Linked DNA regions of Homo sapiens: region 1 is linked to region 2. A link is a loop called in an ENCODE intact Hi-C map of the cell type or tissue named here. Cell type or tissue: heart left ventricle. All regions are shown on one strand.

What was found. Peaks named below come from ENCODE experiments on the same cell type or tissue, not always from the same donor. Only the 100,000 strongest peaks of a DNase experiment are listed, where the experiment ranks them.
Region 1: it touches region 2 in a loop (4-fold over the local background); 27 of 110 quality-filtered maps call a loop at or near these places.

Annotation. Positions count from the first base shown.
Region 1 is chr3:44,436,497-44,444,496 of GRCh38, reverse strand. It overlaps ZNF445 (zinc finger protein 445), which reads left to right. Exons shown (of 8, transcript NM_181489.6): 8 at 1-8,000. It also overlaps the pseudogene C3orf86P. Among named protein-coding and RNA genes, the nearest start is that of LINC01988, 13 kb to the right of the region's middle. RefSeq lists a silencer at 2,897-3,103. In heart left ventricle, no CTCF peak of the experiment used is centred here; a DNase peak (open chromatin) is centred at 4,666; H3K4me3 peaks cover 1,867 bases; H3K27ac peaks cover 2,727 bases.
Region 2 is chr3:44,319,171-44,327,170 of GRCh38, reverse strand. It overlaps TOPAZ1 (testis and ovary specific TOPAZ 1), which reads right to left. Exons shown (of 20, transcript NM_001145030.2): 17 at 5,980-6,144; 18 at 3,876-4,079. It overlaps LOC105377055 (a long non-coding RNA gene), which reads left to right. Exons shown (of 4, transcript XR_940782.4): 4 at 411-2,480. Among named protein-coding and RNA genes, the nearest start is that of TCAIM, 16 kb to the left of the region's middle. In heart left ventricle, a CTCF peak has its summit at 3,624 (motif pointing left); no DNase peak of the experiment used is centred here; H3K27ac peaks cover 937 bases.

The DNA of each region.
Region 1 (8,000 bases), 120 kb before region 2:
GATCTGGGTTCCAGGCATGGTGTGCCTTTTCTTGGCAGGATTGATCTTGAGCAAGTCAATGAACCTCTGCATCAATTTCCTTATGTGTGAAGTTAGAGTGCTTGGCTGTGCTACCTGATTCCTGAGATTGGTGAAAGAGGGCTTGGTTTACCAAGGCTCTCCATCAGGTGGTTGACCTCTAGGACCAGGGCCCTCTCAGAGGTGCAGCTTCCATGTCAGTTGGTGTTGTAACCATGGAAAAGTCCCTTTCCAATCAAACTTTTAGCACCCCTTTCCCCCCATCTCTGCTCCCTTTGCCACAGGATACCTTGTAAAGTTCCTGCCCCAGTATAGGGATATTTTTACTGTCTTTTTTATTTTTTGAGACAGGGTTGCCCAGGGTGGAGTGCAGTGGCAGGATCACAGCTTACTGCAGCCTTGACCTCCCAGGCTCAGGTCCCATCTGAGCCTCCCGAGTAGCTGGGGCTACAGGTGTGTGCCACCCTGCCAGCTAATTTTTTATATTTTTTTGTAGAGACAAAACTTTTATTTTTTTTTCCCATGTTGCTCATGCTGGTCTCAAACTCCTGGGCTCAAGCAATCCACCCACCTCTGCCTCCCAAAGTGCTGGGATTACAGGCGTGAGCCACTGTGCCTGACCTGTCATTTTTATAGAATGAAATGTGCTTATTTCTAAACATTCTAATCAAATTTTAAAATGTGCAAAGAATGAAGTGAAAAACTGAATTTTTTTTTTTTTTTGATACGGAGTCTCACTCTGTTACCCAGGCTAGAGTGCAGTGGCGCGATCTCCGCTCACTGCAAGCTCTGCCTCCTGGGCTCACACCATTCTCCTGCCTCAGCCTCCTCAGTAGCTGGGACTACAAGTGCCTGCCACCACGCCTGGGTTATTTTTTATATTTTTAGTAGAGACGGGGTTTCACTGTGTTAGCCAGGATGGTCTCGATCTCCAGGATGGTCTCGATCTCCAGGATGGTCTCGATCTCCTGACGTCGTGATCCACCCGCCTCGGCCTCCCAAAATGCTGGGATTACAGGTGTGAGCCACTGTGCCCGGCCAAAAGAACAGAAATTATTTTATCCTGAAGTAAGCTGTTTATATTTGGGATTATACTGAACCTATTTGTCCAATAACCTGAGTTTTCAAATAATTTTAGTTCTATAAGTACTATAATTATATAAATATTAATGAATTCAGATTAGCTGAAAGGAAAAAAAGTAGAAGCCTGACTACTTGGTGCTAACTACTAAAGATTTTGGCAGAATCAATGTTGGATTTGGCTTTCCTGTCCCTTCCCCATGCCAGCCCCCCAGAGTGTTCTGCCTTGTGCTGCCTCCCTTCACCTGGAGTGCCACACCCCTCTCTCTGCCAGTTCAGCTCTTCATTCTTCAAGGCCTGACCTTGTCTGACCCTTGTGCCTCTAAACCCGTGGCCCCACCTCTCTTGGTTCCTATGTCAGGTGATGTTTGTGTTTTTGGTTATGCCCATCTCCATAGCCAGACCAAGCACTCTGGAAGCCAGGGTTGGGTGCTTATTTATCTGTTTGCCATGCAGAAAATATCTTGCACAAAATTACCTCTGTTAAGGAATCTGAAGCTGAATTTAGTTTGGCTGAGTCAGGGTTGGGTTTTTTTTAAGGGGCTGTGGGGTGAAATGTTGACTGGAAGCCACCCACAAACACACACCTGCTGGTTAGGAACCCGGCTGTGGGTGGTTCTGAGCTGTTTGGCTTCAGTTGACAGTTTCTGATTGCCCTGAGCACCAGGTCTCATCTTGCATCTCATCCTGGCCTGGAGAACATTCAGTTTCCTTCCAACCCTTCCCACCTTTCCCCCACTCCCTTGGAGGAACTGAAGTTGGGGTTGAGGAGAGCCAGATGGCTGGAGTGGGTATTTGAAGGTCTTTCTGTCACCTGTTCAGTGTGGTCTGCCCCACCCCTGCTGACCAAGACTGACTGAAATGTAAAATAATACAGACCATCTCACACTCAGAAAGCTGGCACATTTTTGAAAGCCCAAGTGTGGGTAAGTGCGTGGAACAACGATAATTCACACTGCTTTATGAGTAGAAATTGTGAGAAATATTGTGCCAGGCAATTTGCAAAATCTTGGAAGGTTGTGTGCACTTAACCACCCAGCAACTACTCCTGGATGCATCCTAGAGAAGTGCCATGTGAACAGAGAATGATTTTAAGACTTCACTGAAGTATTGTTTAGGTAGCAAGATTGGGAAAAGCCTGCATTTCATCAGCAGAAGAATGGATAAATAAATGGGTTGTTTTTGGTCCTTGGAAAGTGAATATGAAAGAGTTACGTCTCAACACAGATAGATGAAAAATTATGCTGAGAAAGTTGGTGAAGCTACATACAAGGTACCCTTAGTGTAAAGTTAAGCATACTGTGTACCTGTGGGCACGTTACTTCAACTTGTTTTTCACTTTTTCTGTAAAATGGGATAGTAGTGGCAATCTCACAGGGTGATTGTGGGTGGGGGGGTGGTCAATGAAGTAATGCATGTAAAATGCTTAGAATAGTGTCTAGCATGTAAGCCTTGTGGACATATAGAAAGTGTTATTGTTTTGCACAGTAATCTATTTTCTGTGGATTCAAATAATATGAAATGAGTATAAAATCATGTATTGGAACGATGTGTGCAAGTCACCATTCTGCCTTCCTAAGGCAGGAGACCTGATGGATTTGGGGAGGGTACATGGGGCCTTCAGTTGTGTTTTCTTTGTTTTTTTCTAAAAATTGATGCAGAGGCATCACAATGTTAAGATTTTTACAGGGTAGTGTGGTGGGTACTTTTTAACTGTTTGCTTAAAGTGTTTCAAAGTAAAAATATTTCTTAAGCATAGTCTCTGACATCTTATGACTTTATAGAAATCCCTGCCAGGTACATGATGTTACTTAGAGTGAGCCACCTAATCTTTCAAGGCTTCCATTTCCTCACCTGCAAAAATTGGGAGTGTCAGAGGCGTTTGAACCAGAGTGACTCCATCTTGAATAGGGAACTGGGTAAAATAAGGCTGAGACCTACTGGGCTGCATTCCCAGGAGGTTAGGCATTCCAAGTCATGGGATGAGATAGGAGGTCAGCACAAGATACAGTCATAAAGACCTTGCCAATAAAACAGCATGTGGTAAAGAAGCCGGTCAAAACCAAGATGGCAATGAAAGTGACCTCTGGTTGTCCTCACTGCTGTAATTATACTGTAATTATAATGCATTAGCATGCTAACAGACACTCCCACCAGTGCCATGACAGTTTACAAACGCCATGGCAGGCCTGGCACGATGGCTCATGCCTGTAATCCCAGCACTTTGGGAGGCCAAGGCGGGCGGATTATGAGGTCAGGAGATTGAGACCAGCCTGGCCAACATGGTGAAACCCTGTCTCTACTAAAAAATACAAAAATTAGCTGGGCATGGTGGCACGTGCCTGTAATCCCAGCTACTTGAGAGGCTGAGGCAGGAGAATCTCTAGATCCCGGGAGTTGGAGGTTGCAGTGAGCCAAGATGGTGCCACTGCACTCCAGCCTGGGTGACAGAGCAAGACTCTGTCTCAAAAAAAAAAAAAAAAAATGCCATGGCAACATCAGGAAGTAACACTATATGGTCTAAAAAGGAGAGGAACCCTCAGTTCTGGTAATTGCTCACACCTTTCCCGGGAAACTTATGAATAATCTACCCCTTGTTTAGCATATAATCAATAAATAACCATAAAAATAGGCAACCAGCAGCCCTTGGGGCTACTCTTCCTATGGAGTAGCCATTCTGTATTTCTTTACTTTCTTAATATTAACTACTTTCACTTTGTGGACTCGCCCGAATTCTTTTCTTGAGCAAGGTCCAAGAACTCTCTCTTGGGGACTGGATCACGACCGCTTTCTGGTAACAGGAGCAATACAAATGGCTATTAGTAAACGAACGCTTAAGTAACTCTAGTACATCTATGATGAAATACCAGGCCACAGTTTTTTTAAAAATGAGGATGTTCTCTATATACTGACGCACAGTCACCAAGACATGCACTTTATAGGAAATTATAAGCTCCTCCTTGCCTAAATCTCCTTAATTTTGCTTAATAAATAACAAGTGAAGCCAGAAGCTGTAAACTCATAATTTTAATGAAGAAATGGGATCCAGAAGATGGAGATGTTTTTCATTCTACTTTATTAGATGAGGAAAAGGAGAGTAAATACTTGTATGCCAGCTACCACACCTTTTAAAGTTAATGTTAACCCTGCTAAGAACAGCAAGGAGATTTTATATCAGCCAGGTTTTAGTTGCCAGAAACCACACCAGTTATTTTAGCAAAGACCTTATAAAGAAGTGTACTATATTTAAGTAGCTAAAAAGGCAAGAAGAAAATGCCAAGGTGTCTTGGAGGTAGCAACTGCTAAGCAGCTGCCACCCCAGGACTGGGGGAGCTAGAATAGAGTCTCCCCATGTTTGACGTTTGTCTGCTAATAGCATTCAAGCTCTCCCCCTCAGTTTGCCTGGATCTGGACAAGCTGATAAGAAAGCCCAGCCACTTCCTCTTTGCGTCAGAGGGGAAGTTCAAACTGTGCAAACCCTGACTGTCAAATGCACTGAGCTCTCATAACCACAACAAAAACCAGAGCCACTTGTTCGTCCTTTCACTGAAGCCCAACAGACTGGCGTGGGTGCCCGCTTTGCTTTCCCTAGAAGGCCTCATGTGAGTAGTAAACTTTTTCATAACCTCTTGGTGTCTGCAGTGTCATCAGTTTCAACATCCGAACCAGTTTTGAGTGATGGTAGTTTATTGATCCCACCTCATGTGGAGCAAAGTGCAAAGCAGGAACAAAGAGACGTGGCTAGAATTGTTGAAAGGTGGGAGATTGGAAGAGGGACCTTGTGGAGCTGAACTCAGACCTATGGTGGAGGAGTGGACTGCTGGGCTGACATAGTGTCTGTGCTCAGGGAGGGGCCCTGTGGCCTTTGGATCTGTGCTTCTGTGGAGAGGTCCCAGCTACTAATGCTGGGGCAGGGAGCAGAAGGGAGGGTCACAATGAGACTTTGAGTGTTAGTTAACCACCTTTTGCCTGAAGAACATGTAATGGCCTTCCCTGAGGTATATGTCTTCCAAAAGTCCGCTGACGTTGCTCATGACCTATGGTCACCACTGCTTTTTGCGTTTTGCTTTTTTTTTTTTTTTTTTTTTGAGACAAGGTCTCACCCTGTCACCCAGGCTGGAGTGCAGTGGCACGATCTCAGCTCACTGCAACCTCCACTTTCCCAGGCTCAAGCGATTCTCCAGCCTCAGCCTCCTGACTAGCTGGGACTACAAGCGTGCACCACCACACCCAGCTAATTTTTGTATTTTTGTAGAGACAAGGTTTGGCCATGTTGCCCAAGCTGGTCTTGAACTCCTGACCTCAAGTGACCCACCTGCCTCAGCTTGCCAAAGTGCTGGGATTACAGGTGTGAGCCACCATGCCTGGAGTCCTTGTTTTTTTTTTTTTTATACTTTTAGGGTACATGTGCACAATGTGCAGGTTAGTTACATATGTATACATGTGCCATGCTGGTGCGCTGCACCCACTAACTCATCATCTAGCATTAGGTATATCTCCCAATGCTATCCCTCCCCCCCTCCCCCCACCCCACAACAGTCCCCAGAGTGTGATGTTCCCCTTCCTGTGTCCATGTTTTCTCATTGTTCAATTCCCACCTATGAGTGAGAATATGCGGTGTTTGGTTTTTTGTTCTTGCGATAGTTTACTGAGAATGATTATTTCCACCTTCATCCATGTCCCTACAAAGGACATGAACTCATCATTTTTTATGGCTGCATAGTATTCCATGGTGTATGTGTGCCACATTTTCTTAATCCAGTCTATCATTGCCTGGAGTCCTTTTAAAAAAATTATTTTTTTGGCCAGGCACGGTGGCTCACACCTGTAATCCCAGCACTTTGGGAGGCTGAGGCGGGCAGATCACGAGGTCAAGAGATCGAGACCATGCTGGCTAACGCGGTGAAACCCCGTCTCTAGTAAAAATACAAAAAATTAACCGGGCGTGGCAGCGGGCGCCTGTAGTCCCAGCTACTCGGGAGGCTGAGGCGGGCAGATCACGAGATCAGGAGATTGAGACCAGCCAGCCTGGCCAATATGGTGAAACCCCATCTCTATTAAAAATACAAAAATTAGCCGGGTGTGGTGGTGTGTGCCTGTAATCCTAGCTACTGGGGAGGCTGAGGCAGGAGAATCACTTGAACCCAGGAGGTGGAAGTTGCAGTGAGCCGAGATCGCACAACTGCACTCCAGCCTGGGCGACAGAGTGAAACTTTGTCTCAATTAAAAAAAAAAAAAAGTGAAGTGCAAAATGTGACTGAGGAGATACAGTACTCTCCAAATTGCATAATTTTGCCAATTTTTATAGAAACCTGGGGAATCTGTAGAGATAGCGTCAGAAGCATTGGAACGAGAGCAACTCCATGTTGAATAGGGGCTGGGTAAAAGTGTCAGAGGTATTTGAACCAGAGCGACTCCATTTTGAGTGAGGGCTGGGAAAATGAGGCTGAGACTTACTGGCCTGCATTCTCAGAAAGTTAGGCATTCCTACCCTCTAGGATTGAATTGGGACCCCTTTCCTGTAACATATTTCTGGTGACCACAGAAGGGACTATAGTGCAGAAACGTTGACCCAACGGCTACCTTTGCGTAAGTGTTGGGGTCCTGTAACATATTTCTGGCAAACCACAGAAAGGATGATACTGAAGAAATCCCCCCAACCCCAAAGAAATAGACTGCAGCACTGATTGGACGACTTTGGGTAAGTGATGGGGTACCCGAGTAACAAATGGGATTGGGTTAGAGGCCCAACTTAGGGGAGTTGGAGTTTCTCCTAAGACAGAGTGAGTTAGAGGCCCCTCTTAATAAAAGGCAAGGACACTTGACTGACCTCAGGTTAGAGGTTACTCCATCCTACTCTATGGAGTAGCTGTCCTTTCACCACTTTACTTTCTTAATAAACTTGTTTTTGCTTTGCACTGCGGACTTGCCCTGAATCCTTTCTTGCACGAGATCCAAGAACTCTCTTAAGAGTCTGGATCGGGACCCCTTTCCTGTAACAAAATGAGGCTGAGACCTACTGGGCTGCATTCCCAGACGGTTAAGGCATTCTAAGTCACGGGATGAGATAGGAGATTGGCACAAGATCCAGGCCACAAAGACCTTGCTGATAAAGCAGGTTGCAGTAAAGAAGCCAGCTAAAACCCACCAAAACCAAGACGGTGATGAGAATGACCTCTGGTCATCCTCACTGCTACCCTCCCACCAGTGCCATGACAGTTTACAGTTGCCATGGCAACATCAGGAAGTTACCCTATATGGCCTGGAGAGGGGAGGCATGAATAATCCACCCCTTGTTTAGCATATCATCAAGAAACCATAAAATAGACAACCAGCAGCCCTCGGGGCTGCTCTGTCTATGGAGTAGCCATTCTTTTATTCCTTTACTTAATAAACTTGCTTTCTCTTTACGGACTCGCCCTGAATTCTTTCTTGTGCGAGATCCAAGAACCCTCTCTTGGGGTCTGGATTGGGAACCTTTTGCGGTAACAAGGGTGCAGGATCATCGTGGAAGGAATATAAAGTCAGATCAAGCTGAATTATTCGATATGGGATAATTAAGCAGAGATTTGTGGTTCATTGTTTTAACTTGAGAAGCTGAGAATGGCTGTCTTCATTTGCTTTGAGTTGTTGAGATATGGACTCACTGTAATCCCAGCTTGGGAGGCTGAGGTGGGAGGATTGCTTGAGGCCAGGAGTTTGAGACTGGCTTGGGCAATATAGTGAGAACTCATCTCCAAAAGAAAAAAAAAACACGAATGCAAACATAACCTGCACTGAATGAGTTGAAATGCGAGAACTTCGTTGGTATACTGTAGAGGAAGATATGTAAATGCTTAAGGAGATAAAAATGCTTGAGTATTTATCATGTAAATACCTGCTCACCCACCCAGGGAGGGTCC
Region 2 (8,000 bases):
CTTGACAAAATGCTACCTTTGAAATTAGGTACAATTACTTCCATGTTATAGACGAGGGGCTTTTGGTAAGCACTCAGGCTCTCTAAGCTTGCATGGGGTGCCCACTTTCTGGCTCCAGATTTTGGATTCCTAACCACTAGGTATTCCCACCTCCCTAGGTCACTGCCAGGAGCAACAAACTGTTAACTCATTAACTTTACTAGTTTTTGGTAGGTATAATTTACATGCATTCTTATTTAACTTTTCTTACCAGAATTAAAAAGCAGAAAATAAAAAATTAACTAGAAATCTACTAATACGATTTTTTTTTTCACTCAAAATGAAACGTGAGAAGAAAAATACTCACATTTGATTTTGGGGAGAAAGTAATGGAAAGATACACTAATAACATCTCTCTCTTGACTTCTCAGTTCTGAGAGAAAAGCAGTATTTTTAGGACAAAGGAGAACAAATCAGGAGCGTGAGAAAGGAAACTCTGCTGTCCCTGGACAACCTCCTCCTGATTAGTCTGGCATGAAAGCAAGGGAAAGCCATCAAGAAAGTAACAGAAAACTCACAGGATGGACAAAATATTTGTAATTCATATATCTGACAAGGGATTTGTATCCAGAGTGTATATAAATGCATATGTACATGTGTATGTATGTATGAATACTCTTACAACCAAAAAAACCCAATCAAAAAAAAAGGGCAAAAGATTTAATAGGCATTCTCAAAAGAAAATATACGAATGACCAATAACTGTATGAAAAGGTCCTCAACATCATTAGTTATTAGGGATATGAAAACCAAAACTGTAATGATACATTACTTAACACCCACTAGGAGGAAAGCTAAAATAAAAAACACAGTAACAAGTGTTGGTGAAGATATAAAGAAACAGGAAATCCCGTACACGGCTGGTGGGAATATAAATATAAAATGATGCAGCTTCTTCAGGAAACAGTTTGGCAGTTTGGCAAAAAGCTAAATATAGATTTACTGTATGAGTCAGCAATTCTCCCAAGAGAAATGAATGCATATATACACATAAAAACTTATGTGAATATTCAAAGTAGCACTATTCACAATAGCCAAAAAGTGAAAACAACTCAAATGTCCATCAACCAATGAATAAACAGATTCCATTTTATAGAATATTGTTTAGCAATAAAAAGGAACAAAGTATTGATACATGCTACAACACTGAAATTTGAAAACACTAGGCTAAGTATAAGAAGCCAGTCATGGCTGGGTGCAGTGGCTCACGCATGTAATCGCAGCATTTTGGGAGGCCGAGGTGGATGGATGACCTGAGGCTGGGAGTTCAAGACCAGCCTGGCTAACATGGTGAAACCCCATCTCTACTAAAAATACAAAATTAGCTGCGCATGGTGATATGTGCCTGTAATCCCAGCTACTCAGGAGGCTGAGGCAGGAGAATCACTTGAACCTGGGAGGTGGAGGTTGCAGTGAGCCGAGATTGCGCCACTGTACTCCAGCCTAGGTGACAGAGGGAGACTCCGTCTCCAAGAAAAAAAAAAAAAAGCCAGTCACTAAAACACATGTATTAAATGATTCCATTTATGTGATCTGTCTAGAATGGGCAAATTCATGGAGACAGAGAATAAATTAGTTGTTGCCTAGGACTAGGGTGGAAGAGGAGACAACCAGGGAATGGAGAATAAATGCTAATGTGTACAAGGTTTCTTTTTCTGGAGGTGTTGAAGATGTTCTAAACTTAAATGGTGGTGATGGCTGCATGACTCTGTGACTATACCAAAAATGAATGCATTATATACTTTAAGTGAACTAATTTCATGATATGTGAAATTATCTCAATAAAGCCATAAAAATATTAAAACAAAAAAAGTTTAAAAAAAGTCAAAACAAAGGCACTGGCACCAAGTCTTAACAGTGCCTTGAAGAAAGTCAGCGTTAAGTCCCAAATAAAGTACTACTAGACACGATTATATACCATTGAAAGGCTCTTCTTGCAAGGGTTAAGCTATGTCTGAAAATAAATCCAAAAGGAGTTCCAATATAATTTTAATGTCAATGTTGTTAGAAAATGAGATGTTTTGAAGACTGATCAGTGGCTATAAATTACTCACTTGGCTGTAAATTACTCATTTTTATTCATGGTTTTATAATTCAAGTACATTCCTTAAAAAACAAAAATACTCTTTATCCCGTAACCTCACTTGCATAAGTCTCAGAAGTTACACTGCATATGAAATAAGGAATATGTGATTAGATAAAAGGAAAAGTTCCAATAACAAAGGTACTGTATTGTACACAGGCATTAATTGCTTTAACACACTGCTAAAAAAATCTTTAAAAGTAATTCTTACTAGGGCTGAATTGATTTGGAGGAATGAGGAGTGACTGCTAATGCATATGAGGTTTCTTTCTGGTATGAATAAAATATTCTAAAGTTGATTATGGTGATGGTTACACAACTCTGTAGATATAGTAAAACCACTGACTTGTATACTTTAAATGGGTGACTTGTATGGCATTTGAATTATACTTCTATAAAGTTGTTAAAAATTTTTAAAGTAAATGATTAAGTCTAGATGCTTTAATATAAAATTTTATTTCCAACTAAAAAATAGAAATATTTATAAAAATCTCATTTAAATGTCTGAGCTTATATTTGTTCCTGTGGCATATAAACACCTTTTGATGGCATCTCCCCCCAGTTGCACAGTTATATGAAATTATTCCCATTAACTTCAATTCTAGAAACTAAAATCACACACACACATATATGTGTGTGTGTATGGTTTCTAGAAGTCTGAAGGTAAATAGTATAAAGAGTTGAAACATAACCACACAATTGAAATTAGGTGTTATGAACAAACAATTCTATCTTTCCTCTAAATTTCTGATCACCCTTTTTAAGAAAACTCAGCTTTCAAAACTTCTTTTGATTATAACCTACAAGAAACACATTTTGCATAATGACCCAGTATACATACGTGCATATATGCAACTGAAATGAAAATTTTATCAAATAATTAAACTTACTACCTGTAATGTACCCTAGTATTTTCTTTCCCATTTTGTTGGGGAAAAAAAGTTACCACCTGCTGCATTGATCACAGCTGGCCACCTGAAAAACACTTCCAGCTCAGGTAGTAGTGGCTAGGATATTTGACACATTTGGTACGGGGTGACACAGAGTAGGCACTCAAATATTTGTTATATACATGATAGTGGTAGAAATGGTAGCTGAAGACAAATTACTGCATGAAGGCAGAAAAAACAATGCTTTTCTAGATCTAGAACGTACATGGAATTACTTTCTAATTAAAATACCTGCGAGGTGGCTTGGACTAGAGAAAGCACTAGTTTTCCAGGCTTATTTGTTAGAGAACAACAGCTGTAAGTAGATTAACAAAGTTCTATTACTAAAAGCCATGTGAAAAACATATACTATGTTGCATTGTTATGACAGCCTTTATGCTTCTGATGTGACCTGCTATTGAATATTTTTAGTTATAACAATTAGGGATATAGCAGAGATAAATAAAAACAGATCTTCTTTAAACTTCATTCTACCCACTTGTTTTATGCTTGCATTATTTATAAGATATGCCAAACTGGTTCTATCCTGTCATTTGTTCCCTTTGCTCGCCCTCTAGCGGACAGGCTACTGTGCAAGAAATAAAGATTGGAAATTGCAAACATTGGAAATAAGGAAAGCAACTGGAAACAGAAGAGAAACAATAGGTTTCAAAAGAGAGCACAGATCTGTTGAGACCACTACATTTGAATATGTATTACTGCTCTTTTAATACATATAAATATCTAATCTTATATATTATAAATTCTGGGTTAGAGAATACAATTATAAACCAATATATTAAAACATTTTAAATGTAACTTACTTTTGTAGTGGGCTCTGGCTTTGAGCCATAAACGACTCCTTCCTAAAGAAGTAATTAATCTTCTGAGAAAGGAAAAATCAATAGGGATGCTCTTTGAAATCATGAATTCTGCCACAGAGGATGACATACCAAGACTACTGCTTTCTATACAGGAACCTAGAAGCTTATTAAAAAGAAGGCTATATTGTGAGACTTCCACAGTTTCTGGAATAAAAAAAATGATATAATAAAATTCATTTATATTAAAGTGTCTCAAACCTCCATCTCATACTCCTTTTTCTTTCTCCTCCCCTTCACCCTTTCTTACCCATTATAGGACTCACAGTCACTAAAATGCAATCATTTTATATATTCTCTTTATTTTTCTTCTCCTTTTTTGAGACAGGGTCTCACTCTGTCAGCCAGGCTGGAGTGCAGTGGCATGATCTTGGCTCACTGCAACCTTCACCTCCTGGGCTCAAGTCATCCTCTCGCCTCAGCCTCCTAAGTAGCTTGGACTACAGGTCCACCAGGCCTGGCTAATTTTTATGTTTTTTTGCAGAGGCAGGGTTTCACCATGTTGCCCAGACTAGTTTCGAATTCCTGGGCTCATCTATGGCCATACCACCCTGAACACGCCCATATCGTCTGATCTCAAATTCCTGGGCTCAAGTGAACTGCCTGCCTCAGCCTCCCAAAGTGCTGGGATTACAGGCATGAGCCACCGCGCCCAACCTATCTTACATATTCTCTAAGTCAGAAACGAAAAAGCATTTGACAAAAGAAAAACCATTAACTTCCTTTGCAATAGAGAAGATAAAAAGAAGCTTGACAAAAATTTCAGAGGATGCATTAAGACCTCTGTATTTGATTCCCACATGTAACTGTGTATCTGTAGTGTCTTGAATAATTTCTCAATTCTGTTTGTATTATATCTACAGTTCAGACCTTAGCCTTATATATCCCTTGACTAAAAACAAATCATCCCCTAATAAATATTTACTGCCAAATTTAAAACAATCCTTTAATGGATTTTCTATTCCTTCAGTTATTCTTAGAAGAAAGAGAAGTCATCTTAGAGACTTCTCTTTTATTCCCTATATTCAGTCAGTTGGGTCTGTGAGCTAGACTGTAGTTCCTTACTGCTTTAGAATCTTTTAGTTATCCAGGACTTATCAGGAAATTAATCTCTCTACTTTTAGTCTTTTCCTAAACACTACTGCCAGAGGAACTTTCCTGAAACACCAATTTCATTATATCACTCCCTAGACCCAAAACTCTAGTGATCCCTTTTTATACACAGAGAAGAAAATTCCTTTAGCCTGACATTTAGGGTCTTCCAAAATCTGGCACAACTATCTGTCCAATCTCCCTATTACTACTTTGTTTCATTACCAACTAATTGTATATTAAGAGATTGCTAGATAGCAGCCATTGGGCCAGGAATACCAAGGTAAAGAAAATAGTACCATCCTGATTGAGCTCACTTTGTATAAGGAGAAACAGATAAGAATGCTCATTACAATACAGGAGCACAGTGGAATTAAGTGGAAAAATGAAAATTTATAGATAGTACGATGAAAGTACTGAGGGGAGGCCCTCAGGTTAACGTTTTCGTCATCCTCTGAACCTATCACATAGCTCATTCTTGACCCAAAGCTTTTGCTCATGGACACCCAACATTCAAGAGTACTGACTACCATTTCCCACATTGGCGTTTGAACTTGGCATCTGTTTCACTTCCTCCATTTCTTTCAAGTTTACCTGTGTTCCTAGGTAATGTAAACTAAGTTCTGTATTTATTCAGTGATAAGAGAAAAAGCTTGCTCAGGGCATTTAAACATATTGTTTGCTGATGACTTGACAGAAGTAGGGAAAAGGGAATGATAAAAATGCTTGTCTTAGGAACTGCTGACAAACAACCCAAAGATAAGCATCTCAGATTTTTTTAAACCATCAGGAAAGTATATTCAATTTGCAGAGAACATATTTTACAGAAAACTACTTCATTAAAAAATATGCTGGAATATAAAACTCAATCAAAACAGGTGGATAACTATTTCTTATTAACAGTTAAACACCAGATGGGCAAGAGATAATTAAGATAGACTTTTAAAAAACATACCTTGGGAATTTTGAAAACCTGGTAGATTCTGCAAAACTTCAAATGTCTGTCTATAAAGGCTCTTGGCTAAGATTTCATGTGCAATTGTACAGAGTAAATTATGTCGATTAAGCACATCCAGTCTATCACAAGGCCACAGAGGCGTATTGATTATCCACTCTGACTCTTCCAAAAAGAAAAAAATATGAATAGTTTATACCATGAAAATGACACTTAACAGTATAATCACAACTAATGTTTCAATATATCTTTTGAAGAAACAGGCAAAACTTAAACATATGTACTCAGAGAAGATAACCATGGCTCAAATTTATTAGAAATAACTTATATAGTGATGATCATCATCTGAAGAAGATGCAAACAAATGGCCACTTTGTTATATTTATTTTTAATTAATTCTTCATCTAAGTGTACTAGTCAATTACTAATTTTAAATGTTTATTTTTATATAAAAAAGTTCAGATTATCACAAATATTTGCTTTAACATAAAATATTATTTATGTGGACAAGTTTAACAATTTCACAATAAATAATTTAATTAGTTTTTGGTATTACTGGGGAATAGCTTTTCTTTTCTTTTCTTTTTTTGAGATGGAGTCTCACTCTGTCACCCAGGCTGGAGTGCAGTGCAGTGGCGCAATCTTGGCTCACTGCAACCTCCGCCTCCCGGGTTCAAGTGATTCTCCTGCCTCAGCCTCCTGAGTAGCTGGGACTACAGGCGCGTGCCACCACACCTGGCTAAATTTTTTGTATGTTAAGTAGAGACGGAGTTTCGCTGTGTCAGCCAGGACAGTCTCGATCTCTTGACCTTGTGATTGGCCCACCTTGGCCTCCCAAAGTGCTGGGATTACAGGCATGAGCCACTGCGCCCGACCAGCGAATAGCTTTTCTTAACACTTTCTATTTTAAAAACAATTTCTATTATGAAATCGTTGTTGTATACAGAAGAATAATATATGTTATAAAAGCATAATAATAAAATTAACTCCTGTGTACCCATCACACCCACCTACGACCCTCAAACCAACAGACCTCAGACCCTCTTTAAAAAAAGAGAATATTACCTATAATGCTGAAGTTCCTTAATTTCTGCTCTGATTTTCACATTGAGAAAAACAATGGGAGACTGTAGTACAGAACACTGAGGTACTAAAATGTTAGAAATGTCAATATTTTATCATTTACCTAATTTACTCAATCATTATACACATAGTGAAACATTACTATATGTAACATTCAAATCATATTTTGGTGCTCTTTTTCAACTGAACTAAATGTAGAAGTAATCCTTTTATTTTGTGGCCTTCCTAGCACAGTGAATATAAAAAGTATTGAAGAAAAAGTTGATAATTCAAATATATCATGACAAAAGAAAGCTTTTAGTATCCAGTATAAAGCTTTAAAAAGGAGCTTTTCAATTACTAGAGCCCATGTGATTGACTGATTGACCTAACAGAGTTATACTATGTGTTAGGAATGTTCTAAGTGCTTTAAGAATATTAACTCATTTAGACAGATACTTTCATTAATTTGCTTCTACATTTGCTGACATTTTAATATAGAGAGAAATGTAAATGAATTTAATATCTTCAAAGACTGTATGATCATCTGTTAAACATAATTCCCATTAAAAGTAAAACTGTTCGTTCACCATTCCTTATAAAGTGAATTTTACTTTGATTGAATAAGTTCAATTATTTTTTATCTGTTAGATATATCCCATGTACAAAAAGTAGATTATATAAACCTTTTCTCATAAAAATTGCATCATTTTTCTTTAATACTTATTCTTTATATTTAAGGTAGGGTAATGGTCACATTTTTTGGAAAGTATATATGGTATTTTAGGAGATTCATTTAAAATTTTTATCAAACTGTTTAGGTATATAAAAAAATCTGACCTAGCATGCTCTCTCCCCACATCATCTCCCTGTCTGGGTTTTTGTTTTTTTCTGTGTTGCCATCTTTTTTAAAAACCTGTTCAGTGTTGCCAATCAACCAACGGTCTGTGAGGGGCAGC